Linked DNA regions of Homo sapiens: regions 1, 2, 3 and 5 are each linked to region 4. The links are chromatin contacts, found by Hi-C or POLR2A ChIA-PET in ENCODE. All regions are on one chromosome and are shown on one strand. The core of a region is the stretch at or near the end of the contact, and the rest is flanking DNA. Distances in the headings are between cores, read along the strand shown. Region 1 overlaps PACSIN2 (protein kinase C and casein kinase substrate in neurons 2). Region 2 overlaps LOC124900479 (a long non-coding RNA gene). Region 3 holds the start of FAM118A (family with sequence similarity 118 member A). Region 4 holds the start of PARVB (parvin beta). Region 5 overlaps ATXN10 (ataxin 10).

Region 1 (5,697 bases), core at 1,777-4,276, 1.1 Mb before region 4:
GTCATTTTGAAATAACAAAAGGCACGCTCATAAAAAGCAAAAATACCTCCATGGTTTTGGTTATCCAATTTCTCAATCTGGTTTGGGTCAGTGGGAAAGTTTAAGAATTAAAAAATGAAAGTTTTTGACAGTTCAAGTTCAAAAGTAAATTTATAGATGAAGAAACAGAGGCATAAGAGTGTTTAAATAACGTGCCCAAGTCACACAACTAGTAAGGGGCAGAGCTTGGATTCAAACCCAGACCAGGTGCTCCAGAGCCTCCCTGAGCCACCAGGCTGTGCTGCCTCCTGCATGAGACACAGGCAACAAAAGACACCAAGGAAAGGCAGAGGTGAGTCACGTGTGCGTGACTCTGAAGAGTGACAGGCTGGATGCTAAGGGAGGCAGCATGCCAACCCGAGTCCAACAAGAGTAGAATGTTGACAGGAATTCTTTCATTCACTCATTCATTCGCTCAGTGTTCACTGCATGCCTATTCCAGACGCCTGCCTGCTCAAACAGCTCAAGGTGTTGAGGGAGGCAGACACCTAACTCACACCTGCCTTGTTCACAGTTGTATCCCACGGCTGGGCACAGCACCTGGCTTACACGAGGCAATGATATGTGAGAAGCAGCAATGAATGAATCCCAGCCTTGCTGCAAACCAGCTGGGTAACCAGGGGCACGTTACTTAACCTTCCTGAACCTTAGTTTCCTCATCCAGAAAACAAAACTAACACTGCCTACCACTCCTTGGGATTGTTGGAGGACTGAAGTAGCTGCTTTCCACCCAGGGAAGTGAGGAAATGGCTTCCAAGCCAGCGACACCAAGGTGAACCTTGGATGGGAATGGGGCAGGTGCAGAGTGGGAGAGGCAGGAGGTGTCCGAGACAGAAGAGACCTTAGGTGATGGGAAGGTAGTGGAGGAACACAGTCAGCGTCAATGGAACCAGCCAGGGTTCAGAGGGCTCCACAAAGCCGATGGCTGCCCTGAAACAGGAACAGCGAGGAAGGAAGGAGGAACTGGTATATTTCTACACAGAAATCCCCATGTGGTTTAAACTTGATGAGTTTCTCATAATGTGTAATCTTCCAGCTGCTGGCTAGGCTGAGAACTATTTCACACACTATTAATAGTTACATTTTTTAATTTAACAGAGCCATGCAGAGATCACGTTGTTATTATTATGGTTAACAACCAGGGTATATTCACTTACACAATCCCTCTCTTCCAAAACAGCCCAGAAAATGTCACAAAACCCCCAATTGTAAGGAACACAGGTGGTATTAATAACCCTAAATTTTCAAAGCTAAAATGAAAACGTTTAATGTTTTCCCATGGAAACTCAACGTTAAAGAGAACAGAAAACCTATCCTCACTTCCAGTTTCTAGCCTCTTCAGGGCAATATTTGTAAATACTCAAATCATGTCACTTCCCTTCTCTAAACCATCACATCACTTCAACCCTAACTCCTCCGCTGTACTGCAAATCCCGTCATGACCCGGCCCCTGCCTGCCCTTCCACCCATTCCCCAACTACTCTCCCTTACCTGCTGGCCCTTCTCTGTCCCAGCACAGGATCTTCTCTCTGTTTCTTCAACATAATAAGCTCATCCCTGCCTCAGAGCCTTTGCACATGCTGTTCCCTCTGCCAGGAATGTTCTTCCCTGAGACAAGCGTATGGCCGGCTCCCCCTCACACCATTTGGGGCATCCCTTAGAGAATCTAGCCACACCTCCCACCACCACCAACTCTAGCCTGTTACCTTCTAACTCTTTTTATATTTCCTCAAAGCACATACCACTACCTCAGTTTTTACCTGTGTACAGTCTGCTTTCCCCTCTAGACAGTGAATTCCAGAAGCGTATCTCACATATGACAACAGGTCCTTTCTAACATTTGTTGAAACTGACAGCGACACACTTGGGGATCTTTACAAGTGAAATGGTGGGACAGTAAAGTGTTGACTTGATAAAAGGATATCAAATAAGACCTTTAGGATAATGTACTATTGGTATCAATTTTACTCACGAAGACCATATACTGACATATCTTGGATTACACAGGAGAGAAAAAAGATTAGTTACTCGGATTATTAACTACAAATGTTTATTGAGCTGAGAGCAAAACAATTTTTTGATGATTCTTACAAAGTCAATTCTAAAAAAAAAAAAAAGGAAAAAGCCAATTCTTCCACAATGGCCAGCTTGTAGAGCCACTAAGTCAGAAGCACTTCCCACCTGGAGCCTCCTGGGCAGCCCCCAGGACACCCCCCTGTCCACATGCCACTAGAAGTCCACACTTTCCACACTTTTATTTTGCTTTTGATCTTCAAAAAGGGGTCCTCTCTGAATCAGAGGAACCAACTGTGTTAGGAGACGAAATGTCCAATCAGTTACGCAGCACTTTAAATTCTCAAGTATCAAGAGTTGCTGTATCATTGAATCAGCATTTATATTTACAGTAGAATTTGAAAACACCTGGCAAAGCCAAGTTCCCATAATTAAGTCCAAAGCACATATTCAGAACCTAGTCTATTATTATCTTTATGTGTCAGAGGAAAACCTTGTTATCCCTGAAAAGTTGAGGTCTAAGACTTTAAGAAATTGGAAACAAACTATCTCTATGGTTCCATATACCTCCCCAACTTTCCTTAAATCCTGAACAACTCTTTAAGAAATATATATTTCTCAAAGCAATGAGATGTAGAAAGGTACCTCTCTGAATAATCCTGCATGCCTGGAGGGCGGGCAAAGCCGACTTCACCAGTGACTGCCAAGCCCAGCATTGTTTTTCTCTGGACTGCAGATTCTCAAAACAAGAGACCTGCCCAAAGTGGAAGCCTCAATTCAAGTCCAAAAATAAATGACAAAATAAATAAGAGCAACAGAACACACCCATGTTCATGTTTGAGGGGACCAAAGAACCAAGGGTGGTCTGTTAGATGTCTAGACCAAAATGTATAACACCAACTCCTCCCAAGCAAAAGCAGCAGCCTGTCCGTCCTATACTCTCAACCGTGGCGCCTAAAGGGGAAGTGGCTCCACACAGATGACATAGGTCCACCCACTCAAACCCCAACGGGGCCCTCACAGCCCCCGCACCCTGCACCGTCCTTCACAGAACCAGACCCTCTTTCTTCCCAGCATCTGCAAGTGGCAGAACAACGGACTTTTCCCATTTGGAGAAAAATGCTATTGCAGCTGGAGAAACATTCTTGGAAGTTATGAATAAGATATTCTGATTGTAAGGAATTGTAAATGTGATGCTGAAGTGTGTGAAAGTATGAACAAGCAGACGAGGAAATATTATGGCGCCATGGTAACAGAAACTATGGAAGAAACTCCAGTTCACAGAACTGTTTAAAAATAAACCGGATACTCAAATACCAGTGAAAAGCTACAATGACTCACACTGTTCTCCTCAAATACTTACAAGAACAGCCAGTTCTTTAACACACTTGTCTTCCAGGCTTTTTCCCCATTGGAGAAATGTGAGACAAAGAGAGTAAAAAGGAGCTTTGAAATTTTCTCTAATTTTACCAGCAAGTTGATCTGAATAACAACTTATATGTTTTAGAGTTGAGATGGGAGTATGGAAACGTGCAGAGAGCACTGAGGCTTTGAATAAAAACCATACTAAATTCAAAACATATAACCGAGGCCCAGAGTATGCTCAACTGTGTGCCCAAATACCAGTCAATCTGGTAAAGAGCTACAGCACAATTTCTACGGGAAACGCAAGACCTTCAAGGCACTGTGTGTGTGCAGATCGCCTTTTCCCTTCTTTTCCCTTCTTGGCTTCTGTGTACTCCCCCTCCTTTGGGCCCTGCCTCAGCTGCACATCCTCCAACTACACTTGCACACCTTTCAATGTGGCAGCTGCACACAGAACACCTCCTGGGGCCTCCCCACTCTGGCTTCCCAGCCTGCCCAGCAGCCTTGCCCCTCATGGGCTGGCCCTGATAGCCACACGTGCAGCACACTGCCACCTGAGACTGCCGCCTTGCTGGTCAACTCCCACCTACCTTGCAAGGCCCAGTTTGAGTGTCATCTCCTCCAAGAAGCCCCCCACCGTTCTAGTGACCCTTTGCCCACCACTGTCCCGTTATAGTTCCTCTATGGTGCCATTATTTGGCCCCCATTCCTCTTTCCCCAACCAAGTTGTTAACCCTGGTAGATCAGACCATACTCGAGTCACCTGCCTTCCCTAGTGCCTATCACGGTACCCACAGCTCCTCAGTGAGGGTCACTGAAAGAAAAAATGGAGCCAGGGCATGGATTTCTTTTCTTTCTTTTCTCTTTCTTTTCTTTTCTTTCTTCCTTTTTCTTTTTCTTTTTTTTTGAGACAGAGTTTCGCTTTATCGCCCAGGCTGGAGTGCAGTGGCGCAATCTCGGCTCACTGCAAGCTCCACCTCCCAGGTTCACGCCATTCTCCTGCCTCAGCCTCCTGAGTAGCTAGGACTACAGGTGCCCGCCACCGCGCCCGGCTAATTTTTTTTTTTTTTTTTTATTTTCAGTAGAGTCGGGGTTTCACTGTTTTAGCCAGGATGGTCTCGATCTCCTGACCTCATGATCTGCCCGTCTCGGCCTCCCAAAGTGCTGGGATTATAGGCGTGAGCCACCGTGCCCAGCCCAGGGCATGAATTTTTTAGGAAACCTCAGAGTCCAGCAGTGTCTGCGCCATATTCCTGATTATCGAGGACCTGCCTCCTCCCTGTTTCCCTTTCCCCTGACCTAACTCACCATTTCTCTCCTTTTCCCATGGGGCGGGGTGGGGGGAAGAAGGCTCTCCTGCACAGACTGCCCCTCTTCCACATGTGCGGAGACCTACTGTGGACATGGCTCCAGACTCATGGTCTTGTCTAGGGTCAGAGCACCAAAAAACTTGTTTCCACATAAGCTTTGCCACCAGCTGGTGAGCAGTTTCAATGAAGTAACTGTACTTAGGCAACACTTAAAATGGACTTCGTGAGGGATGATTTTTCAATCTTTTGCAACACAAATTATTCATCAAGTCCTATAATCACTGAGATTTCAATTTGGCTTGTTACCAAAATCCCAAATACTGGCTTCGAGGAAAAAGTGTTTCCACAGAGACAAGGGCAACTTGAGAACAGGTTCACGGGCCAGACACTGAAACACACTGGTCCCGAGGGAACACAGGTGGCCCCACAAGCAGCACCCTCAGACAGCATGAGACCTGGAGAGCTCAGAGAGTCCCAGGCATCCCAGGGGCTCCATGGCACCCCTGAGAGATGACCTAGCCATCAAGTCTTACTGGCCACGTTACCCAGGTACATTCTATCACTTCATTCTTCCTGTTGAAAACTACAGAATTCCAGCAGGGCACGGTGGCTCACGCCTGTAATCCCAGCACTTTGGGAGGCCGAGGTGGGTGAATCACAAGGTCAGGAGATCGAGACCATCCTGGCTAACACGGTGAAACCCCGTCTCTACTAAAAAAAATACAAAAAATTAGCCGAACATGGTGGCGGGTGCCTGTAGTCCCAGCTACTCAGGAGGCAGAGGCAGGAGAATGGCGTGAACCCGGGAGGCGGAGCTTGCAGTGAGCCAAGATTGCGCCACTGCACTCCAGCCTGGGCGGCAGAGCGAGACTCCGTCTCAAAAAAAAAAAAAAAAATCCTACAGAATTCCACTCATGAAACAGGGATGACAATGCACACCCTGTGACTTCTGAGGATTCACTTAGATCAT
Region 2 (6,140 bases), core at 2,208-4,707, 1.5 Mb before region 4:
ATAAGGTCACATTCATGGGTACCAGGTAGCCATGAATTTCTTGGGGGCGCTTTCCAACTCAGAGCACCTGCCGTTCCCTAGGCCTCCTCCCTGGCCCAGCCTCCCCCACCTACCCTCATCCGCTCTCTTTGAGCTCCGCGAACCCGGAGCCACCTTCCTAGACCCGCTTTGCTTGATCATGATTCTGCATGTGAGCTGCCCTCCTCCCCATCACCTGCCAGCTCTCCCCCAGCCTGTGATGGCAACTGGACCCATTTTTACCCATACACAGTTTCAAAGCAGACTGAATGCAGTTAAAATTCTCCAGATACTTCCTTTCAGGTCCACATCCCTCTGTAAGTGTTCATCTTAGAAACCCTGGGTAGAGTCTGAGTTTTGTTTTGTTTTATTTTGTTTTGTTGGTTTGTCTTTTTTTCTTTTCTTTTTTTTTTTTTTTTTACATAGAGTCTCAGGCTCAAGTGCAGTGGTGTGATCATGGCTCACTATAGCCCTGACCTCCTTGGCTCAAGTGATCCTCCTGTCTCAGCCTCCTAAATAGCTGGGGTTACAGGCACCTGCCACCATGCCCGGCTAATTATTATTATTATTATTTTTTGTAGAGACAGCGTTTCACCATGTTGGCCAGGCTGGTCTCAAACTCCTAGGCTCAAGAGATCCACCTCCTCAGAATCCCAAAGTGCTGGGATTACAGGCATGAGCCACCATGCCTGGCCTTGATCTTTATACCAGCTAATTGGCATACACACAAGCTCATGCTATGAAATGGTATTTCACACTGTGTGCTGCTTTGCCTTGGGCTCCCTAAAACTTCATCACCCCCCAGCGGACTCTCACTGCTGTGGCCTGTGGCCCTACTCAAGGAGCTCAAGGAGGCCACTAGCCATTTGGAGAAGGAGGTAGTTGGGGCCCTGAAAGTTTACAGGACTTCCTCAAGGCCACAGCAGGTGTGTGAGAAAAGGAAGATGGCCAGCCTGCCTCCACTTCTCTTTCCAATCTCCCACTTTGCCTGAGCTAAGCTCAAGCTCAGGGCCACCCACGTCTTGGAAGGGCTTCCTACCAGCTGGTCTTGTGAGATGAGAGCTGCCCTGCATATCATGCTTGTCATCGCCAAGGACCCCAAGCTCCAGTTAGCTCAAGTCCTAGAGAATGTGCCAGCTACATAGAGCTATGCAGAGCATGGCCCTGGGGATGCGGGATGTTATTGCCCTTGGGTTGGGAAGGAGAGATGAGAGGGAGAATTGGCTGGATCTTAAAATTGTGTTGCACCCCTTCAAACACTCTACCATCTTTGCCTCTGTAGTTCAATATTAGTCTGTTCCTATCTTCTAAACTTGCAAATGAACTTGCATGGCAATAAATCTCTGCACACTCAAAGCCATGATTTCCTCAGCAGGTGGATGCAGAATGCTCGGAGACCTATAATAATCAGCCTTTGGCAACAAGCACTTTTTCTTCTGACTCATTATTGCCGCGTTTTAAGAGGAGAAGGGAGCAACTGCTCTCACGGGGCTACAGAGACACGGAAACACGCTGGGGAGGCTGCTCTGTCACCAGGAAAGACAATGGAATCCATTTAAAATGTCTTATTTTCCCTTGCTCTGCCAAGCAAAAGCATCAGAACCCTTTGGGGAATTCACTTTACAAGGAAACAAAATGAGGCCCCGCATCTGCAGCCTGGCCCTCCCCGCCACCTGCACCCCTTCCTCTGAGGTCCCCGGCTCTGCAGGGGCCGAGCGGGCGGCACCCGCTCCTGGTGGTGGCATTGTTGGGACCCGCTCACAAAACACAGTTGTTCTCTGCAATGGCTCATTTCCCTTTCTGAGACTTTTTGTTTGTTTGTTTGTTTTGAGACAGAGTCTTGCTCTATTGCCCAGGCTGGAGTGCAATGGCACAATCTGGGCTCATTGCAACCTCCGCCTCCCGGGTTCAAGCAATTCTCATGCCTCAGCCCCCCGAGTAGCTGGGATTACAGTTGTGCATCACCATGTTGGGTAATTTATGTATTTTTAGTAGAGACAGGGTTTCACTATGTTGGCCAGGCTGGTCTCGAACTCCTGCCCTCAAGCGATATGCATGCCTCAGCCTCCCAAAGTGCTGGGATTACAGGCAGGAGAATCACTGGAACCTGGGAGGCGGAGGTTGCAGTGGGCCGGGATCATGCCACTGCACTCCAGCCTGTGTGACAGAGGGAGACTCTCTCTCTCAAAAAAAAAAATTTCCTCTTCCTCCAAGGTTTAAAAATCATATAAATGTACCTTCCTCTCAATTATGCTGTGAACTTAAAACTGTTTCCCCAAAATAGTCTTTTAAAAAAAATCAAGAATACAATAGGCATGGTCTAGAAGAAAAATGTACAGGTTGCAGGCAGGAGACACCAAGCAAATCATTTCATATCTGGAGGCCTTCATTTATTGCTCCACAAGGTTAAGAGTTCAACTCACACCGGGGTCTATGAGCTAACCTTTCACCAGGGCATTCTGTTCAAACCTTGGGCCTCACTTCGTAAAAGTCCAGGAAATTACTCTCCCTTTCTGTTTGCACTCGGCCTCATGCCATGGGCCTCCTGGGCAGGTGCACTGCTGCTCCACCGGTGCTCAACACATTTTTGCTAAAGGAATGGATGACCCCAGAAAACACATACAAGCTGGGCACAATGGCATGTGTCTGTAATCCCAGCTACTTGGGAGGCTGGGGTGGGGGATCGCTCAACGCCAGGAGTTGAGGCTGCAGTGGGCTGGGATCGCACCTATGAATAGCCCCTGCCCTCCAACCTGGGCAATGCAGCAAGACCCTGTCTCTAAAAATTAAAAAAAGACAAAATAATAACAATAAACATACGAATAACTATGGCCGGGCACGGTGAAACCCCGTCTCTACTACAAATACCAAAAATTAGCCACGTGTGGTGGCGGCTGCCTGTAGTCCCAGCTACTCTGGAGGCTGAAGCAGGAGAATGGCGTGAACCCAGGAGGCAGAACTGGAGTGAGCCGAGATGGCGCCACTGCACTCTAGCCTGGGCGACAGAGCAAGACTCCCATCCCAGCACTTTGGCAGGCCGAGGCGGGCAGATCACCAGCTCAGAAGATCGAGACCATCCTGGTTAACACGGTAAAACCCCGTCTCTACTAAAAAAAACAAAAAATTAGCTGTGCATGGTGGCGGGCGCCTGTAGTCCCAGCTACTCCGGAGGCTGAGGCAGGAGAATGGCATGAACCCGGGAGGCGGAGCTTGTAGTGAGCCGAGATCGCACCACTGCACTCCAGCCTGGCCAACAGAGCAAGACTCTGTCTCAAAAAAATAAAACAAACAAACAAAAAAAAAGAAATTGTACCAGCTTCTGAGAATCATCAAAGGTAGCAGAGGAGGGCCAAGTCAAAGCCACAGAGTGTAGAAGCCTCAAGATGAAGTTCAAAGCCATACAGTCCTAAGGAATGCTAGGAGTCGGTAACACAGCAAGTTAATATCTTTGGGTAGACACGTGCAGCTACAGCTGTGGAATAAATTTCCTCCTGAGAGTGAAACTCTACAGTGCACACCACCTACAGTGCATTGAAGCAGACATTATGCAAACACTTCAAGAGAAAGGACACTTGGTCTCGGACCAGCGAAGCCCGTGGGCCCTCGGTGTGATAGTCTCAATGTATCTGTAAGAAGAGTAGGTCAGTGGCTGGTCAGCATCAGATAAAACAGTCAACAAAGCCAGCTCTGGCTGTGCCCATAGCTCACGGCAACTCACTTCCTCCAGCTGCTCAGGCCAACACCCGTGCGTCATCCCTGACTCCTCCCACTCTCACAACACCCAGCAGCAAATCCTGTTGGCTCCACTTCAAAATGGATTCTGGGCCCAGTGCTGTGGTTCACCCCTATAATCTCAGTACTTTGAGGGGCCGAGGAGGGTGGATCACTTGAGGTCAGGAGTTTGAAACCAGCCCGGCCAACATGATGAAACCCCGTCTCTACTAAAAATACAAAAACTTAGCCGGGTGTGATGGTGGGCGCCTGTAATCCCAGCTACTCGGGAGGCTGAGGTAGGAGAATGGCTTGAACCCAGGAGGCGGAGGTTGCAGTGAGCTGAGATCGTGCCATTGCACTCCACCCTGGGCAACATGAGTGAAACTCTGATTCAATAAATAAATAACCACATCGTTTCTATTTGATGTTCTCTCTGGATGTGTATAATGAAATTTCCCTTTTTCCTAAGGACACCTGTCATATTGGAATATGGCCTAGCCTGATATCTTGATTTTAACTTGTTCACCTCTGAGAAGAACCTATCTCCAAATAAGATGACATTCTGAGGTAGTAGGAGTTGGAACTTCAACATGTGAATTTGGTGGGGAGAACGAGTCATGATTCAATCCATTACAGTCCTACCGAATTGTGAGCTAACAATGGGTGTTATTTGAAGCTACTGAATTTGGTGTAATGGTGTGTGCCTGTAGTCCCAGCTACTCAGGAGGCTGAGGCAAGAGGATGGCTTGAGCCCAGGAGTTCAAGGCTGCAGTGAGCCATGACTGCTCCACGGCACCCTAGCCTGGGTGATCTTGTCTCAAAAACAAAACAAAACAAACCACCACCACCACCCACAACAAAAAACAGCTGGGCGCCGTGGCTCACGCCTGTAATCCCAGCAATTTGGACACCAAGGTGGACAGATCACGAGGTCAGGAGTTCAAGACCAGCCTGGACAACATGGTGAAACCCCGTCTCTACTAAAAAATACAAAAGGCCAGGCGCAGTGGCTCATGTCTGTAATCCCAGCACTTTGGGATGCCAAGGCGGGCGGATCATGAGGTCAGGAGATCAAGACCATCCTGGCTAACATGGTGAAACCCCGTCTCTACTAAAAATACAAAAAATTAGCCAGGCATGGTGGTGGGTGCCTGTAATCCCAGCTACCTAGGAGGCTGAGGCAGGAGAATCACTTGAAAACTGGAAGGCGGAGGTTGCAGTGGACCGAGATTGCACTGCTGCACTCCAGCCTGGGCAACAAGAGTGAAACTCTGTCTCAAAAAAAAAAAAAAGGGCCAGGCGCGGTGGCTCATGCCCCTAATCCCAGCACTTTGGGAGACCAAGGCGGGCGGATCATCTAAGGTCAGGAGTTCGAGATTAGCCTGGCTAACATGGTGAAATCCCGTTTCTACTAAATATACAAAATTAGCTGGATGTGGTGGCACATGCCTGTCATCTCAGCTACTCGGGAGGCTGAGGCAGGAGAATCGCTTGAACCCAGGAGGCAGAGGTTGCAGCGAGCCAAGATCACACGCCGTTGTACTCTAGCCTGGGCAACAGAGCAAGACTCCGTCTCAACAACAACAACAACAACAAAAAAGAATTGTACCAGCCCCTAAGAATCACCACAGGTAGCAGAGGAGGGCCAAGTCAAAGCCACAGAGTGTAGAAGCCTCAGATGAAGTTCAAAGCCATACAGTCCTAAGGAATGCTAGGAGTCGGTAACACAGCAAGTTAATATCTTTGGGTAGACACGTGCAGCTACCGTTGTGGAATAAATTTCCTCCTGAGAGTGAAACTCTACAGTGCACACCACCTACAGTGCATTGAAGCAGACATTATGCAAACACTTCAAGAGAAAGGACACTTGGTCTCGGACCAGCGAAGCCCGTGGGCCCTCGGTGTGATAGTCTCAATGTATCTGTAGGAAGAGTAGGTCAGTGGCTGGTCAGCATCAGATAAAACAGTCAACAAAGCCAGCTCTGGCTGTGCCCATAGCTCACGGCAACTCACTTCCTCCAGCTGCTCAGGCCAACACCCGTGCGTCATCCCTGACTCCTCCCACTCTCACAACACCCAGCAGCAAATCCTGTTGGCTCCACTTCAAAATGGATTCTGGGCCCAGCACTGTGGTTCACCCCTGTAATCCCAGTACTCTGAGGGGCCGAGGAGGGTGGATCACTTGAGGTCAGGAGTTTGAAGCAAGCCTGGCCAACATGATGAAACCCTGTCTCTACTAAAAATACAAAAACTTAACCGGGTGTGGTGGTGGGTGCCTGTAATCCCAGCTACTCTGGAGGCTGAGGTAGGAGAATGGCTTGAACCCAGGAGGCGGAGGTTGCAGTGAGCTGAGATCGTGCCACTGCACTCCAGCCTGGGCAACAAGAGCGAAACTCTGGCTCAAAAAA
Region 3 (6,002 bases), core at 2,156-4,655, 1.3 Mb after region 4:
ACGGGTGGGGTCTGGGGAAAGGAGACGAGCTGACGGAGAAGGAGGGCCAGAGAGACTTTTCCAAGGTGCAGGCTCCCCTCTTCCCTTCCCCTGCCTGCCATACACACCCCGCCTGCTGCTCAGCAATGGCATCACAGCCCCTCCTGCCAGCCTGCCCGGATGCAGGGAGCAGCAGGAGAGTTTCTACAGGAAATAGACATGGGCATGGGTGGCATGTGGGGAGGCTCTAAAAGGCTTGATTAGCTCCTTTACCATGAGTGTGTTTACAGCATGTATGTGTAATGACACACACAGTGTGAGGGTGTATATTGCATGGTGCGTGTTATCTCTGTGGGGTGTGTTCTTGTACACCGGTGCAGGGCATATATGTGTTATGATGTGGGTTTGTCCAGAGAATAAAGCAACAACTTCCTCTCCAGGATGGGAGGACTGTTATGTGGTCTCTGGTGTCCTTTCTGTCCATTCTTTAGAGCATCCCACCAGGGACCCTGCCTGTGAATCTGTTGGCTCTCTCTTTTCTGACAGTGCAAAACAAAGCTCCTTCTGCAGCCAGACAGACCCTGGCAGCAATTCCAAGCAGATGCCCACTTACCAGCTCGGACTAGTTGCTCTAACGCCTCTGAGCCTGTTTTTTGGTCTGTTAAAGGAGATTAATAACACCTACCACGCAGGGTGGCAGCGACAGTGAGGAAAGGTATGCCTATGAAGAGCTTAGAATAGCGCCTGACACACAGTAGGTGCTCAATTCACAGTAGTGTATATGCCCACACACAGGTATGTACATTCCAAATGCACCAACGCCCCTCAAGATACCCTCAATACACAAATAGATTGAGTCTGGGCTGGATGCGGTGGCTCATGCCTGTAATCCCAGCACTTTGGGAGGCTGAGGTGGGAGGATCACTTGAGCCCAGGAGTTCAAGACCAGCCTGGACTGGTGGAGACATGGTGAGACTCTGTCTCCATGAAAAATAATTAAAAATTTAAAAAATATATTTTAATTTGAAAACTTTTAAAAAGGAAAGATATGGACTAGGTCTGGTCGCTGGGCTCCTGACGACAAGGCTTGCTGTGCACATACATCTTCATTAGTGTGAGCTGTGCTCACGTCGGCTGCGTGGAGGCTGGGACAGACACGGACACCCCACAGTGCCCAGTGATGTGTCACACCCACACATCAGCACCACGCTGACCTCTTGCCAACCTGCCATATCTGCCCCCTTATCTACTCAGAATGGTCAAGGTGCCCAGGGGGCAGTGTCTCTCAGTAATTTTCCACAACCTGAGAAAAAGCTGTGTTTCTCTCAGATGTGGGGAAAAGGGGAGCCCTTGTTCCTGAGGCATCCTTCCTGCTGTCCTTGCTCTTGTAAGGCTGACTGGCTGAGTTTTTGGGTGGAGGGGCTGAGGCTCCCAGCCTATCTCAGATGGTGCTGAATGTGGCTGGAGGTTACGATTGCTTTGGTCCCACCACCCCTCAGAGGATGCCCTGCGCAGAGTCTTGGGTCTGACTGACCTCGGCAGCACCCAGCCCATAAGGTCCTGTTAATCAAAATCCTTGCTGGGGCCTGGGAGCTCCATGAGGGAAGGGGCCACATCTCCCACAGGTCTCGGGCTTCAGCACCCAGTACAGGAGCAGGTGTTCATGAACTGAATTATATATCTTTTGCATTAAAAAAAATTTTTTTTGAGACAGAGTCTCGCTCTGTTGCCCGGGCTGGAGTGAAGTGGCATGATCTCAGCTCACTGCTGCCTCTGCCACCCGGGTTCAAGTGATTCTCCTGCCTCAGCCTCCCGAGTAGCTGGGATTACAGGTGTCCGCCACCACGCCCGGCTAATTTTTGTATTTTCAGTAGAGATGAGGTTTTGCCAGGTTGCCCAGGCTGGTCTGGAACTGCTGACTTCAGGTGATCCACCTGCCTCAGCCTCCCAAAGTGCTGAGATTACAGGCGTGAGCCACCGGCCTTTTTTTGCATTTAAGTCGCACCTCCAGGGGTTGGGGAGCTGTATGCAGTGGTGGTTACATGTGTGGGCTGAGGCATGGAACTACACAACCTCTTGGGCCTGAGCTTCCCCTTGTTAAACTGGAATAACAATGAAGACGCCTTCCTCATAGGGTTGTTCCAAGAACACCATGAAGGAACGCATGCAAAGTGCTCAGGGAGTGCCTGACCCCACATACAGAGCACCCAGGGGCTGCCCTCTTCATCCCAGAGTCACTGCTCCCACTGTTTTCTGGGCTCTGGCCCCCCCTAAAATTTCACAGGCCGCTAACACAACACTACCTTCTGTCACAAAATGAGAGCTTTCTGGTGGGCTAGGGTAGGGGGAGATATTAACAGCCAACTTTAAAATCAGGCAGGAAAAAAAGGTGCCAAGGAGACAGGAAGTAATAAATGACTCCAGGTTGGGCAGGGCAGGCTGGGAAGAGGAAGTGGATTGGGTCTTGTTTAGGTAAAAGACTTCAGTGGCAGACAAAGGAGGAGTAATAAGATCGCTAGGGGGCCCGTGCCCAGCCCACCCACGCACAATCTCAGTCCTCGCAATACCCACAAGGTAGGTGCTAGGATCACACCCTTTACGGACGCGGCACCTGCGACAGGGATGCGCGAGGAGTCAGGGGGCCTCGCCGGATCGAACCTAAGCTGGGGAAGAGTATTTCTTGTATTTTTAGGAGAAATTCTCAGCCTCGGGGAAGAGTATTTCTTGATGAGGGAAGAGCGCGGGGAAGACACTCACGCACGCACAAACATGTGGGCGGCCATGGTGTGCCCAGCGCCGTGCTGGCTTCTGGGAACCCCCAGTGGACAAGACGGACAAGGTACCGGCTCTCAGGGGAAGTGGGAGCCAGTCACAAGCGTACCTAATTTCGGAGAGTGACAAGTACTCTGAAAAAGAAAGAAGGTAGGGCTGGTGACTGGCCAATTTAAGCGGGCAGGAGTCTGCTGGGGGACGGAGACCAGCCTCAGGTCTGGGTTGGGGACAGAAGCTGTGCCTAAGTGTGGTGCAGGATGCAGTTGCAAAGGAGCGCTTCCGATCGCACTTGATGCTCGCCACGTCCCTGCAAAGTGCTCCCGCCCCCTTTCTGCAAATGAGGAAACGGGACGCGCGGCTCGCCGGGCCAGGTAGGGCTAGGACGCGGACTCTAGGCCCAAGCGCTCCCCAGCGCAAGCCCTCCCCCGCACATCCGACCGCGCCTGCGCTGGAGACCCCGGGGGCGTGGCCTCCCCGGTGGGCGGGACCGTGGTCACCGAGGTGGGCGGTGCCAGAGGATCTGGCGGCGGGGCGGGGCGGGGCGCGCGTCCTGGCTTCGCCCTTCCCCGGGGCGGGGCCTCCGGGGACCGCGGGGCCGTTGGTTTCGGGACGGAACGTTCACGCGGCTGGGGCGGGCGCGCGGGGGAAGGGTTTGCGGCGGCGCCGCTGCCGGCTAACGCGGAGGGGCGCCTGGAGGCGGCGTGGCGTCCGCTCTGGCTCCGACTCCGGCTCTCGCTCTCGCTTCTAGCCCGCGTGCCTGCGCAGTCCCCTCCCCGAGAACCATCCCCTTGCCCCGCCCAGCGTCAGGGGTGCGCGGCCGCCGAGAGACCCCGGAGGCGTAGCCGGCTGCGGAGGCGAAGAGGTGGCAGCGCGAGCTGGGACCAGCGTCTCGGAGGCGCCGCAGGTGAGGGGGCGGGGCGGGCCCGCGGTCCCTGCATCCGGAGCCCCTGGGGACCCCGAGATCCTCAGGATCCGCCCCGGCCCCGGGGCCACCCCAGGACTCCCTCTCAGCTCTTCCCCTGGAGCCCCTGCCCCCGAGACCCCCTCAGGATCCGCCCTGCCCCTCCAGGCCCGCGAACCCCGAAACTCCAAGATTTTCTCTGGACTCCGAGACCCCCTGAGGACCCCGGCCGCTAGTGGGCCCTGAGAACTGTTGGTTCCGGAAACTCTCGAGGTTCCCTTGGGACTTGCTTCCAGCAACCTCCTCAGAAGCCCCCAGGCCCGGGGCATCTTCCTGTGGGGAGCCGTGGTTCCCAGTGTCCTTAGCCCCGCGAGACCCCGGGTCCCCGTGCCGCCCACCCTGAGGCTCCCTCTCCGACCTGATCTCAGGGCTAGGTTTCTCCAACTTGAGGTCCCTGGACCTGCGGGGCGTGGGTGGAAGTGTTCCCAGGTCTGGTGATAACTTAAGACGGTAACAGCGCGCCCGACGACCACCTCCTAAGCTGTGGTCCCCGCGCCTGCAGGTGCAGGGCCGGGTTTAAGTTTTAATGTTCTGCTGAGACTCAGGTGGCCCCACAGGACAGTCTATAGAGCAGGAGACCTGAGGTGGCCGAGGGCGGCCGAACCGGGGAGGGAGCGAGTTAGGGCACATGGGGACGCTTTTAGGTTGTCTCCTCCTTAATTTTTTCATTCAAGGAACTAACATTTTGTTTTTGAATGCCTGATAGGCTCCAGGAATTGACACTGGAAATAGAGATGAGACGGTCCCTGCTGTCAGGGCCTAGGGACCTGGGGCATAAGACAAGTAGGTCGTTTTTATCTGGAGGAAGCTGTGTCGTCGCTGGCAGGGAACCCATCTGGGTGGGCATGGGATTCTGGGAAGGGGTGGGTGTTAAGGAGGGCGTCTTAGGAGTCGTGGGGAGGAGATGCTAAGCAGCAGGTGAGCTGATTCTTGAAGGTTGAGCTAGAGGAGAAGTTTGCCAGGGTCATTCCAGGCAGAGTTTCAGGGGACAGCCAGTATGTCAAAAGGCAGAGAGGCTGCCACGGCACACAGTGTTGGAAGGCGGGAGGTGTGGCTGGAGCACACCTAATGAAGGTGGCGTGGGAGTGAATGCTAACTGCGGAGAACCCAGCTTTGCTCCCGGAGGCCCACCGTGCCCTTGGCCCTTTCTTGAACGACTGCACCTGCCATTGTCCTGAGAAATGATCCAGCTGAGCTGAAGGAAGGTGGGAGGTGGTCAGGGGGAGAAGTGAGGGAAGTGTCTCGCTAGAGACCTGGTATGGGAGAAGCTGGGACTTTTGCAGAGTACTGGGTTTGAGGTGGGAGTGACAAGAAAGAGGGTGTGATTCTGAGAGCCAGTCAGGACCAAAGCATGCCCAGTTTAAGCTGAGTGGAGGGTTTGGTACTTAAAGGGAGTGGGTGGCCATTGAAGGGCTTTGGGAGGAGAGGGGCGGGAGTTGGTGTGTTTTTGAACCATCCATGTGGCTGTGGTGGGGAGACTTTTTTGGAGGAAGCAAGACCCTATGAGAGATGGGGGTGACCTGGACCAAGGCGGTGGTAGTGGGGGACTGTGGCTTTCTGGAACGGGGCTAAGCTTCTGAAAGCCCAGGCCCAGAAGACTGGTTCCCGCTCTTTCCTGTCTGAGCCTGGGGTCTGAACTTTAAGTGAGGTTTTTGTCCTATTACCGTAGGGTCTGTGGTCGCCTTAGTGCTTCATGGTGACTGTGTGTGTGTGCTTCACCATAGTCTAATGACCACACAGGACGCAGTGGGGCAGGGTGGGGAGAGGCTGAGTCTCAGAGGTGGGCCAGGACCATGCTGGGCTAGGGGTCCTGAAGAGAACCTGTGTGTGGAAAAACCACCCATCGTGCTTTTTCTATTATCTCACTCAACGACAATCAACAGAGATGTCTTCTGTGACCAAATGTGAGGAGAGGTTTCTCCCTGCCACCAAGCGGGCAGTCATTTGTGCAAGAGACACCAACTGGGTATCTTCCAATTCAGTTCTGATACTACCTGGAGATAGCATCAAATCTCGCAAGTTGAGGGCTCAGTCCCCCAAGACTGCCCTCCACCCCTTCGGACACCAGTCACAAGCCTGAGCCTCTGGAACTTCTGATCGATCAGCTTCAAGTTGGGGTTCCCATGACCCTTCCTTAGGTTTGATTAATTTGCCAGTCGCGGTGGCTCACGCCTGTAATCCTAGCACTTTGGTAGGCCGAGGAGGGTAGATCATCTGAGGTCGGCAGTTCGAGACCAGCCTGGCCAACATAGCAGAACCCCATCTCTACTAAAAATACAAAAAATTAGCT
Region 4 (2,500 bases), core at 1-2,500:
CTCCTACTTCTTCAAGGCTGGGGCTTCTGGCTGTGAGCATCTCAGAAATCTGTTTGCTTTTCTCCTAAGTCACCGTCCGCCTGCCTGTGCCTTCTCTGTCTCCAGCACCTGCTGAGCAGCCATCAGCCAGAGGCAACATCTGTGACATCACAGCTCAAAGCCCTGCCTGGGTATCTAGGCTGGGCATGGTGGCTCACACCTATAATCCCAGCACTTTGGGAGGCCGAGGCAGGCGGATCACCTGAGGTCAGGGGTTCGAGACCAGCCTGGCCAACATGGCAAAACCGCATCTCTACTAAAAATACAAAAATTACCCGGTCGTGGTGGCGTGCACCTGTAATCCCAGCTACTCAGGAGGCTGAGACAGGAGAATCGCTTTAACTCAGGAGGTGGAGGTTGCAGTGAGCCGAGATTGTGCCACTGCACTCCAGCCTGGGCAACAAAGCAAGACTACGTCTAAAAAAATAAAATAAAATAAAACAAAACAAAATAAAATAAAATAAAATAAAATAAAATAAAATAAAATAAAATAAAATAAAATAAAATAAAATAAAAATAGCCCTGTCTGGCAGTCCTCGGGATGAAGCCGTTTCCTCTGCTTCCAACACATGCGAGGCCTGTCTCCCCTCCTCTCCCCTCCCTGGCACCCCACACTGTCCCCAGGGCCTGCTCTTCTGCTCACCTCATGGTACCGGCCTGCAAGCCATTTCCTGGGGCCTCCCCGTCGCCTCTTCCAGAAACAACTCCTGGAACTCCCCTTGGAGGTCAGGCCAATGACCTGTGCCCCGCATTGCCCTCCATCCTCTAAGCTTCCCGTGGGTAGGGACAATTCCCAGTTCTGAAGGGCTCCCCCTGCCCCGGGCCTGGCTCTTGGCAGAAGCTTAACAACAGACCGGCCACGTTCGTGTGACCTGATTCTCTCCGGCTTTCAGGACGTCCTGAGGCTGCACCCACGTGGCAATGGTGTCTGTCGCGCTGTCGCCTGGATCCGGCACCACTAGCGGAGCCGAGCAGAGCCCAGGGCTCCAACGCGTAGGGAAAAGGCTGCGCCGCTCCCGGGGTGGCCCCACGCCCCTTCTCTGAGCTTGAGCGGCGGCGCGGGACGGGGACGGCTCTGGCCGGGACCAGCAGGCCTCGGGCATCCGGGACGCCGGGGCCGCGCTCCAGGCCAGGGGCGGGGGCGGGACCGGGGCGGGGGCCGGCGGCGGGGCCGCGCCCTCGGCCTCTCCCCGGGGCGACCGGGCGGCTCCACACGCGCTGCGCCCGCCGCCGGCCCCACGCGCGGCCCATGTCCTCCGCGCCGCGCTCGCCCACCCCGCGGCCCCGCAGGATGAAGAAGGACGAGTCGTTCCTGGGCAAGCTGGGCGGCACCCTGGCCAGGAAGCGGAGGGCGCGCGAGGGTGAGTGCGCGCCCGCGCCCGCCGACCCCCGGGGACCTGCCCGGCGGTGCCCGCCCTCGGCCCTAGAGCCCCACGAGGCCGCCCCCGCCCTCCCCCACGCACCCCGCCCGGCCCACGCGGCTGCGCGACCTTCGGGACAGGCCAGGCCTTTGACCCAGGACCCGTAAACAACGGCCGGGACCTGGCGCGTGGGGCCGCGGTGGCCTCCGGAGTCTGCCAAACGCGCGTGCGGGCGCCTGCGCGGCGGGGACCTCGGGCCACCGTGCGGGGCCCGCGCCTGCTCTGCCTGCCGGGTGTTCAGCTCTTCCCTGGGCCAGCGGCATAGCCAGCCGCGCGGGGTGACCGTTCATTCCATGAGCAGTGACGCTCACGTGTGCAGGGCACTCTGGGCAGACACGGCCTGGGGGACCCACTACTGGGTGTTGCGCGGGCGCCCTGCAGGGTGCGGGGCTCAGGGCGTGCAGGGCTGAGGCCTGGGAGGCCTGCGAGCAAGAATTGCAGAGATCCCATTAAAAATTTTTTTTTTTAAATTTTTTACTGCGTGTGCTCACGAAACACTACCAACCTCGTACGTTTTAAAGATTGTTAGAGTTGCAAGGGATAGTCTGGTGTCTTTAAGTGTACCGCTTGCCCAGGGCCTCCTGGGAGATACATTCTGGAATTTTCTGCTTGGGTGGGGAGGTTCTGCCCCGGGACCATGCCCTATAGTGAGATTTCGGATTGGTGAGAGGTGAGGGGAGCTGCTGTGGAAAGGCAGATGGAGAAAGGCCGGCCTCAGGTGGGTCCCCGGGAAGGAGCCCTCCCATAGCGGGTATGCAGTACGGTTTCCTTAAACCACCTGGGCCTGACATATCCCCTGGGAACTCTTCCTGTGCCTCCAGGGATTAGTGTACCCCGGGATGCAGGTCCCCCATTCATTTCTTCCCTGGGACTCTTGTATTCCTAGGGATGTGTGTGCCCCGGGAAGACATATGACAGATTTGCCTCTAGGCATGTGTGTGCCCCCATGCACCTGCTCCCCAGGATTTTTGTACAGTGCAGGGAACGCTTGGTTCCCCAGACATTTTCTCCCAGGGATGCCTGTGCCCCCAGGGATGCGT
Region 5 (5,998 bases), core at 2,300-4,799, 1.8 Mb after region 4:
CTAATTCAGAATCACAAGAATTTTCTCATAGTTTTTCTTCCTAAAATTTTGTAGTTTTATGTTTTGTGTTTAGATCTAGGATCCATTTGAGTTAGTCTCTCTATAAGGTGTGAGGGTTAGGTCAAGGTTCATTGTTTTGCAAATGGATGATGAATTATTCTAGCAGCATTTGTTAAAAAGACTATCCTTTTTTGTTCATTGAATTGCTTTTGCACCTTTGTCAAAGATCAAATGGCCCAATTTGTGTGGGTCTGTTTCCAGATATGCTATTTTGTTCGTCGATATTTGTGCCTGTCTCTTCACCATTACAACATTGTCTTTATTACTGTCAATTTACAGTAAATCTTAAAATTGGGTAGTGTGATTCATCCAACTTTATTTTAGTGATTTAATCTTCTTTACCCTTCCATGTAAATTTTAGAATAGCTTTTTCATAACTCTACAAAACTCTGCTGTGATTGTGATTGGAATTGCGTTAAATATACAGCTCTCTTTGGGGGGAATCAATGTCTTACTGTGTTGAGTCTTCCAATCCGTGAACCAGGAATGTCTTTCTATTTAGATCTTCTCTGATGTCTTTCATCAGTGTTTTCTCATTTTCAGCATGTAGATCCTGTGTATGCTTTGTTAGATTTATTTTTAGCACAGTGGTTGCTTGGTACCCATGGGGTATTCATTCCAGGACCCCTGTGGCTACCAAAAATAGATGTTGAAGTCCCTGATACAAAATGGTATGGTATTTGCATATCACCTATGTACATCCTCCCGTATACTTCAAACCATCTGTAGACTTCTTATAATACCTAATACATGTAAATGCTGTGTGCATAGTTGCTATACTGTATTTTTAAAGTCTTTTTCCCCCAAGATATTTTTGATCTGCAGTTGAATTAGTCTGACGCTGTGGAACCCAGAGACACAAGGGCTGACTGTGTATAACATGTGGTGGGGGAGCTACTGTACATGTTACTTTTTAAAAATAGCCAGTTCCTGGTTGTTCGTCTCGCATGTGGAAATATGGTTAACTTTTGCATTGACCTTGTGTCGTATGGGCTTGCTCAACTCATTCATTCTAGGAGATTTGAAAAATAGATTCTCTGGGATTCTCTACATAAACAATCATATCCTGTGAATAAGGATGAAGTTTTATTTCTTCTTTTCCAATTTGTATGCCTTTTATTGCCATTTTATGTCTCATTGAGTCACAAGCCTTATTTGATCATGCTGTGATGTCCCTGCCTGCCTTCTTCTCTGTGGGGGTTAAATGGGAACAGAACCTACTTTTTACTGAATGAAGAATTATTTATTTATTTATTTATTTATTTATTTGAGATAGGTGTCTCGCTCTGTCACCCAGGCTGGAGTGCAGTGGTGCAATCTCGGCTCACTGCAACCTCCACCTCCCAGGTTCAAGCGATTCTCCTGCCTCAGCCTCCTGAGTAACTGGGATTACAGGCTGCACCATCATGCCTGGCTAATTTTTGTATTTTTAGTAGAGATGGGGTTTCACCATGCTGGCCAGGCTGGTCTCGAACTCCTGACCTCTGGTGATCTACCCACCTCGGCCTCCCAAAATGCTGGGATTACAGGTGTGAGCCACTGCACCTGGCCTGAATGAAGAATTATTAAACCTGAAGAAACAGTAAAAAATAATCACAAGAAAAACAAAACCACAGAAAGAAAAAAGAAATGAACTGATGTTTGTTTGTTTGTTTGTTTTAAAAGACTCAACCATTGGAAGAACAAGAGAAGGATGGGTTTATCCACAGGTGTATTTCTATGTAATGATTTCCCATTAGTGGGATACTATGTAGATTTCTCATTGCAGTCCTGTCTGGGTAGAGAGAATGGCCTGTAGAAACAAATTGTAAGAAACATGAAGCCATCAAAACAGCCCCTCTTCAGGTCTTGCAGACAGAAAGAACCATTTGATGCCATGTGCTTCAGCCAGCACCATTTCAGCATGTGCATGTGTGCGCTGGCACTCTGGGAAGTACTGTGACAGCCTGCTAATGTCTGGGGGTGGCCCTGCCTTAGTAGGCATGGTGGGGCACCTGCCTCCTACTTGGCATTTCTGCTGGGGGAGTTTTTGGCCTCCATAACTCTGTGACTGTTGACCATGGCCATCTGTCCAGTAGAGTGAGAGCAGGAGCTGCACCTGTCTGGAATGGCAGCCTGTCCCTACCAGTCCCTGCATCGCTATTTTGGAGTGAGACAGATAATGCAGACACAGTGTGCGAGCAAGCAGTCCTGTGGGAGAGCTCCAGGTCTCCTGTTCCTTATGTTGGAAATGAAGTCTGCCTTACAGGCAGAGGGGAACTACTACTTTGATGTAAGAGGAGATCGCTATTAGGAAATTCCAGATGTCCACCTGACACCTCCCTGCCTCTCCAGTCCTGACCAGTGTTGTACAGCAAAGGATCCCAACTCTAGGAAATCTTCCATGTCAGGTTCCTGAAAAAGAGAAAGGATGTTTAATGTTTTTTACAAAATAAAGGCAGGGGGGCTGGACGCGGTGGCTCACGCTTATAATCCTAGCACTTTGGGAGGCTGAGGTGAGCGGATCACTTGAGGCCAGGAGTTTGAGACCAGCCTGACCACCATGGTGAAACCCTGTCTCTACTAAAAATACAAAAATTAGCTGAGTGTGGTGGCACGCGCCTGTAATCCCAGTTACTGGGGAGGCTGAGGCAGGAGAATCACTTAAACCTGGGAGGTGGAGGTGGCAGGCTGCAGTGAGCCAAGATCACGCCAGTGCACGCCAGCCTGGGTGACAGAGTGAGACTCTGTCTCAAAACAAACAAATAAATAAATAAAGGCAGGGGTCGGAGAAACACTAAAGTTTTTTGTTTGTTTGTTTTGCCTTTTCCCCATCCCTTTTTCTGGTAGTTTGTAAAACTTTAGTGTTGTATTACCAGAAGCACTTATCCACTCTGCAGATTTTAGGACTCCACCATTTCTAGAGGTGGGAATTTTGGTCTGGGGCCTTCTTTGAGAAACACTGGCCCTCAGTCCTTACCACTCCTAGAGAAGGAGGGGATGGCAGTGGGCAGGGGACAGATGTGTGCACATGGAGGACTGGGAGGGCTGGACATAACAGGAGGCTACTGGTCCTGGGCATGGGGCTGTGTCCCTGTCCCTGTGTTCACATCTGGACCTCAACATAGGGCCTGTTAGCTGAGGTGCACCCTCTCTTAAGTGGCTTCATGGAGATTTTGTAAGAAATTGAGACAAGTTGGAAAACACAAACATTGTGAGGGTTTGTAGAACGGGTGGGTGCTTGCTGAAAGTTTATATTCATTCCATATTTAGTTGTCTTTATTCTGTTCAAACATTTTCTTGTTTACTTGTTGAAGCAGGTTCAGAAATAGTTATTCTGTAGTGTCTCAGTTTTATTAAAATGCAGTTAATATTGGAAAATATGGTTAGAATTAGGTGACTGCCAAACATGGCTTTCGTCAGTGTTAGCCTGTGTAATGACACTGTTTTTCTCCTTCGTGTGACTATTTATAATAAAAATGTGACTTGCAGTATTGTTATTGAGAGAGATTTAGTGAAAAACAGCGGTTGAGTAGTTTCCATGCTTCAAGTTTTACTTCCTCATTAGTGCCTCATGTCATGACCTGGGTCTCCGATTTATTTAGCACGGTAGCACCAATAATAAATATTCTACAGCCTCTAACCTGATAGATCATTCCGCCCCTCACAGCCAGCCGGGAGGTAACATTAACATCCGTTTGCTGGTGTTTGAAACCTGGAGCTCCCGGAGATTAAGTGGAGCCACCATGGGCACCGACATCTGTGGCCACTCCACAGCCCATTGGTTCCGTCCTTGACCCACACTTGACCTGTCTGCTGGAGGGGGACCCAATTCAGGGAACCCAGGGCTGTGCATCACCACCCTTGAGCATGTCCTGTTACCTTTCTGAACTTTAGTTTTCATGTCCTCGAAATCAAGATGGTGATATACTCTGTAAGCCTACGGTTAACCAGAGGTAGTAGTTTGCAGAATAAAAAAACACCCGTTGTGTAAAGGCTTCAGTGATTGTTTCCATTTCTTTCTGTCTAAAACTTAATGTGGACCATGGTTTACCTTAATCATAAACCACCCACTTGTTGCTTTGTTAATAACAACCAATCTTTTGATAGCACTTTCCATTCTATAAAGCACTTTCATAAGCATGTCACTGAAGAAGGTGTTTAAAACGAAGATGATCATGTCTGCAGGTGTGATGCGTGACATGGATATTTTGTCTGACCACCTTTCATTTTTTACCCCTTAAAATTTTCCCCTCTCAGGAAAGTTCACACACCCACAGCCATATGAAGTTTTTCATATAATTTGCACTCCCTGATACCTTTTTTTTTTTTTAATGTCAAAGTTGGAACCCTGCTTTAAGGCAATTAAACTGATATGGAAGAGAAGTTTCTACTTGAAGGCCAAGCAGCCTGGTTTGGAAGCCTGCATGGCTCAGCTGCCCACTAGTTGTGTGATCTGGGGCAAGAGTAATTGAGCCCTAGCTTTCTCAATAGAGAAAATGAAAATCATGCATTATGTCTTGCTGCATTGCTATAAACACAAACGATAATATATGTAAAGTATATCACGTGATGCTTGGTATATGAATATCACCCAAAATACTAACTGCTGCTGCCAGTTTTTTTAAGCATTGGTATTCTAATTAAATTATGTTTTTGCCAGTGATTCTGAGACAAGAGTTTTTAAAAGTTTCTTCATGGAAGGATCTGTACCGTTTTCAGCTTTTTATTCCTATGCATCATTTTTGCACATAATTTCTCAATAAATGTATCAAGTTGAACTTTTTGAGGCAAATAATATTTATGTCATTTGAATAGTGGACAACGATGAACTTGAATGACTTTATGTATGCATGAGCATTAATTTTAAATAAACCAGAAAGCTACTTTTATATTTCGAAAAATAATTCATTTGGGTTTTCCTGTTCAAACTTTGCCATGTTACTCCTAAGTGATACCTTACTTACTGAGATGGATCAGCCTTAGGGAGAGGTTTGTCATACTTTGTTACACACTGAATAGCCTATAATTATCAAGATTATATCCAGTTAGCATAAAGTGCTGTTTAGTTTCTGTTATGTCGTTGTTACCATAGCTGGAGTCGGGTGGGTGTTTAAACCTTTGTGAACTCAAAATTCTTTAATGATGATGGAATATTTCATGTTTTAGTATTCTCTTGATCTAGAGTATATGTTCAAATGTTTTACCAGGTATGTGTTTTTTACAGGTTCATATAATATATAAAATGCATTTCTGTTCCAAGAAAAATACAAGTGGTAAACAGTTGGGAGAGAGCTTGCATATTTTCCTTTATTGTCCTGTCTGATGATTAATGCATTCAGCTATGTTCAGCCTCACGTTTAACCAGGTTAGTGTTTAGTTTGGTTAGGCTGTTTTCCTTATGAGAACAGAAATGGCCAATCCTGTGCCCTGCCTGTCTTCCAGATGGAGTCTTTGCATTGTTTCCAGATCACAGTGCTTAATGTAAGGTCAGATTTTCTTGTGAAAACAGATTTTGGATTAACTATGTCTGTGCACTTGCACGCACCCCTCCGCACCTGCCTGTTCACTTAAGCTCTAGCTGCCTGCTGGAGTCATGGTTCTGATTTCAAGATGCAAATGAGAATTGAGATTCTGCTTTATAGCCTAAAAATGCAAAAGCAAATTCCTACTGCATGAATGGTCTGCAAGTCTCCCTTTCATAGAGACCATGAGGTGTAGTGGAAAGAGCTTGATTCTTATGAGGATTTAATGTAGGGGTGAGCAGACTATGCTGTGGGCCTCTATTTGTAAATAAAGTTTTATTGGGACATAGTTGTGTTCATTTCTTTAATATTGCCTATGGCCATTCTCACACTACAACAACACAGTTGAGTAGTTGCAGTGGAGACCGTATGGTTTGCAGAGTCTTAACTATTTATTTTCTAGCCCTTTACAGAAAAAGTTTGCTGGCCCCTGA

The links. A loop is a pair of places that touch in the nucleus more often than their neighbours do. ChIA-PET counts read pairs that join two places held with the same protein, here RNA polymerase II (POLR2A). Pooled maps may share reads with other maps.
Region 1: a map with no recorded cell type shows a loop between it and region 4 (4-fold over the local background). The contact joins the enhancer-like site here to the promoter of PARVB in region 4. A Hi-C loop is called at or near these places in 1 of 168 maps with a recorded cell type or tissue (GM12878), 1 of 37 single-sample maps with no recorded cell type and 2 of 50 pooled maps.
Region 2: a loop to region 4 is called in a pooled map, with 9 times the contacts of the local background. The contact joins the enhancer-like site here to the promoter of PARVB in region 4. A Hi-C loop is called at or near these places in 1 of 37 single-sample maps with no recorded cell type and 2 of 50 pooled maps. POLR2A ChIA-PET finds 5 or more read pairs at or near these places in 1 of 52 experiments (naive thymus-derived CD8-positive, alpha-beta T cell).
Region 3: a map of endothelial cell of umbilical vein shows a loop between it and region 4 (8-fold over the local background). The contact joins the promoter of FAM118A here to the promoter of PARVB in region 4. A Hi-C loop is called at or near these places in 1 of 168 maps with a recorded cell type or tissue (endothelial cell of umbilical vein), 1 of 37 single-sample maps with no recorded cell type and 9 of 50 pooled maps.
Region 5: a pooled map shows a loop between it and region 4 (10-fold over the local background). The contact joins the enhancer-like site here to the promoter of PARVB in region 4. A Hi-C loop is called at or near these places in 4 of 37 single-sample maps with no recorded cell type and 5 of 50 pooled maps. POLR2A ChIA-PET finds 5 or more read pairs at or near these places in 1 of 52 experiments (GM10248).

Annotation. Positions count from the first base shown.
Region 1 is chr22:42,930,610-42,936,306 of GRCh38, forward strand. The region is part of intron 1 of PACSIN2 (protein kinase C and casein kinase substrate in neurons 2); the gene reads right to left. Among named protein-coding and RNA genes, the nearest start is that of ARFGAP3, 76 kb to the left of the region's middle. RefSeq lists a silencer at 198-277 and enhancers at 3,408-3,924, 3,925-4,440. Within about 2 kb of position 3,027, at least 25 of the 41 ENCODE cell types and tissues checked have a DNase peak (open chromatin) inside an H3K27ac peak, as active enhancers do; they include GM12878, where a contact is called at or near this core.
Region 2 is chr22:42,533,819-42,539,958 of GRCh38, forward strand. All of the region lies in intron 2 of LOC124900479 (a long non-coding RNA gene), which reads left to right. Among named protein-coding and RNA genes, the nearest start is that of SERHL2, 17 kb to the right of the region's middle. RefSeq lists enhancers at 1-88, 89-589. Within about 2 kb of position 3,458, at least 5 of the 41 ENCODE cell types and tissues checked have a DNase peak (open chromatin) inside an H3K27ac peak, as active enhancers do.
Region 3 is chr22:45,306,529-45,312,530 of GRCh38, forward strand. FAM118A (family with sequence similarity 118 member A) reads left to right here and starts at 3,406. Exons shown (of 9, transcript NM_017911.4): 1 at 3,406-3,655. RefSeq lists a silencer at 3,072-3,751 and an enhancer at 4,468-5,276.
Region 4 is chr22:44,023,052-44,025,551 of GRCh38, forward strand. PARVB (parvin beta) reads left to right here and starts at 1,251. Exons shown (of 13, transcript NM_013327.5): 1 at 1,251-1,400. The coding sequence starts at 1,289. RefSeq lists silencers at 1,119-1,228, 1,259-1,378, 1,449-1,498, 1,549-1,758.
Region 5 is chr22:45,772,147-45,778,144 of GRCh38, forward strand. The region is part of intron 9 of ATXN10 (ataxin 10); the gene reads left to right. Among named protein-coding and RNA genes, the nearest start is that of MIR4762, 15 kb to the left of the region's middle. RefSeq lists a silencer at 5,490-5,549. Within about 2 kb of position 3,550, at least 3 of the 41 ENCODE cell types and tissues checked have a DNase peak (open chromatin) inside an H3K27ac peak, as active enhancers do.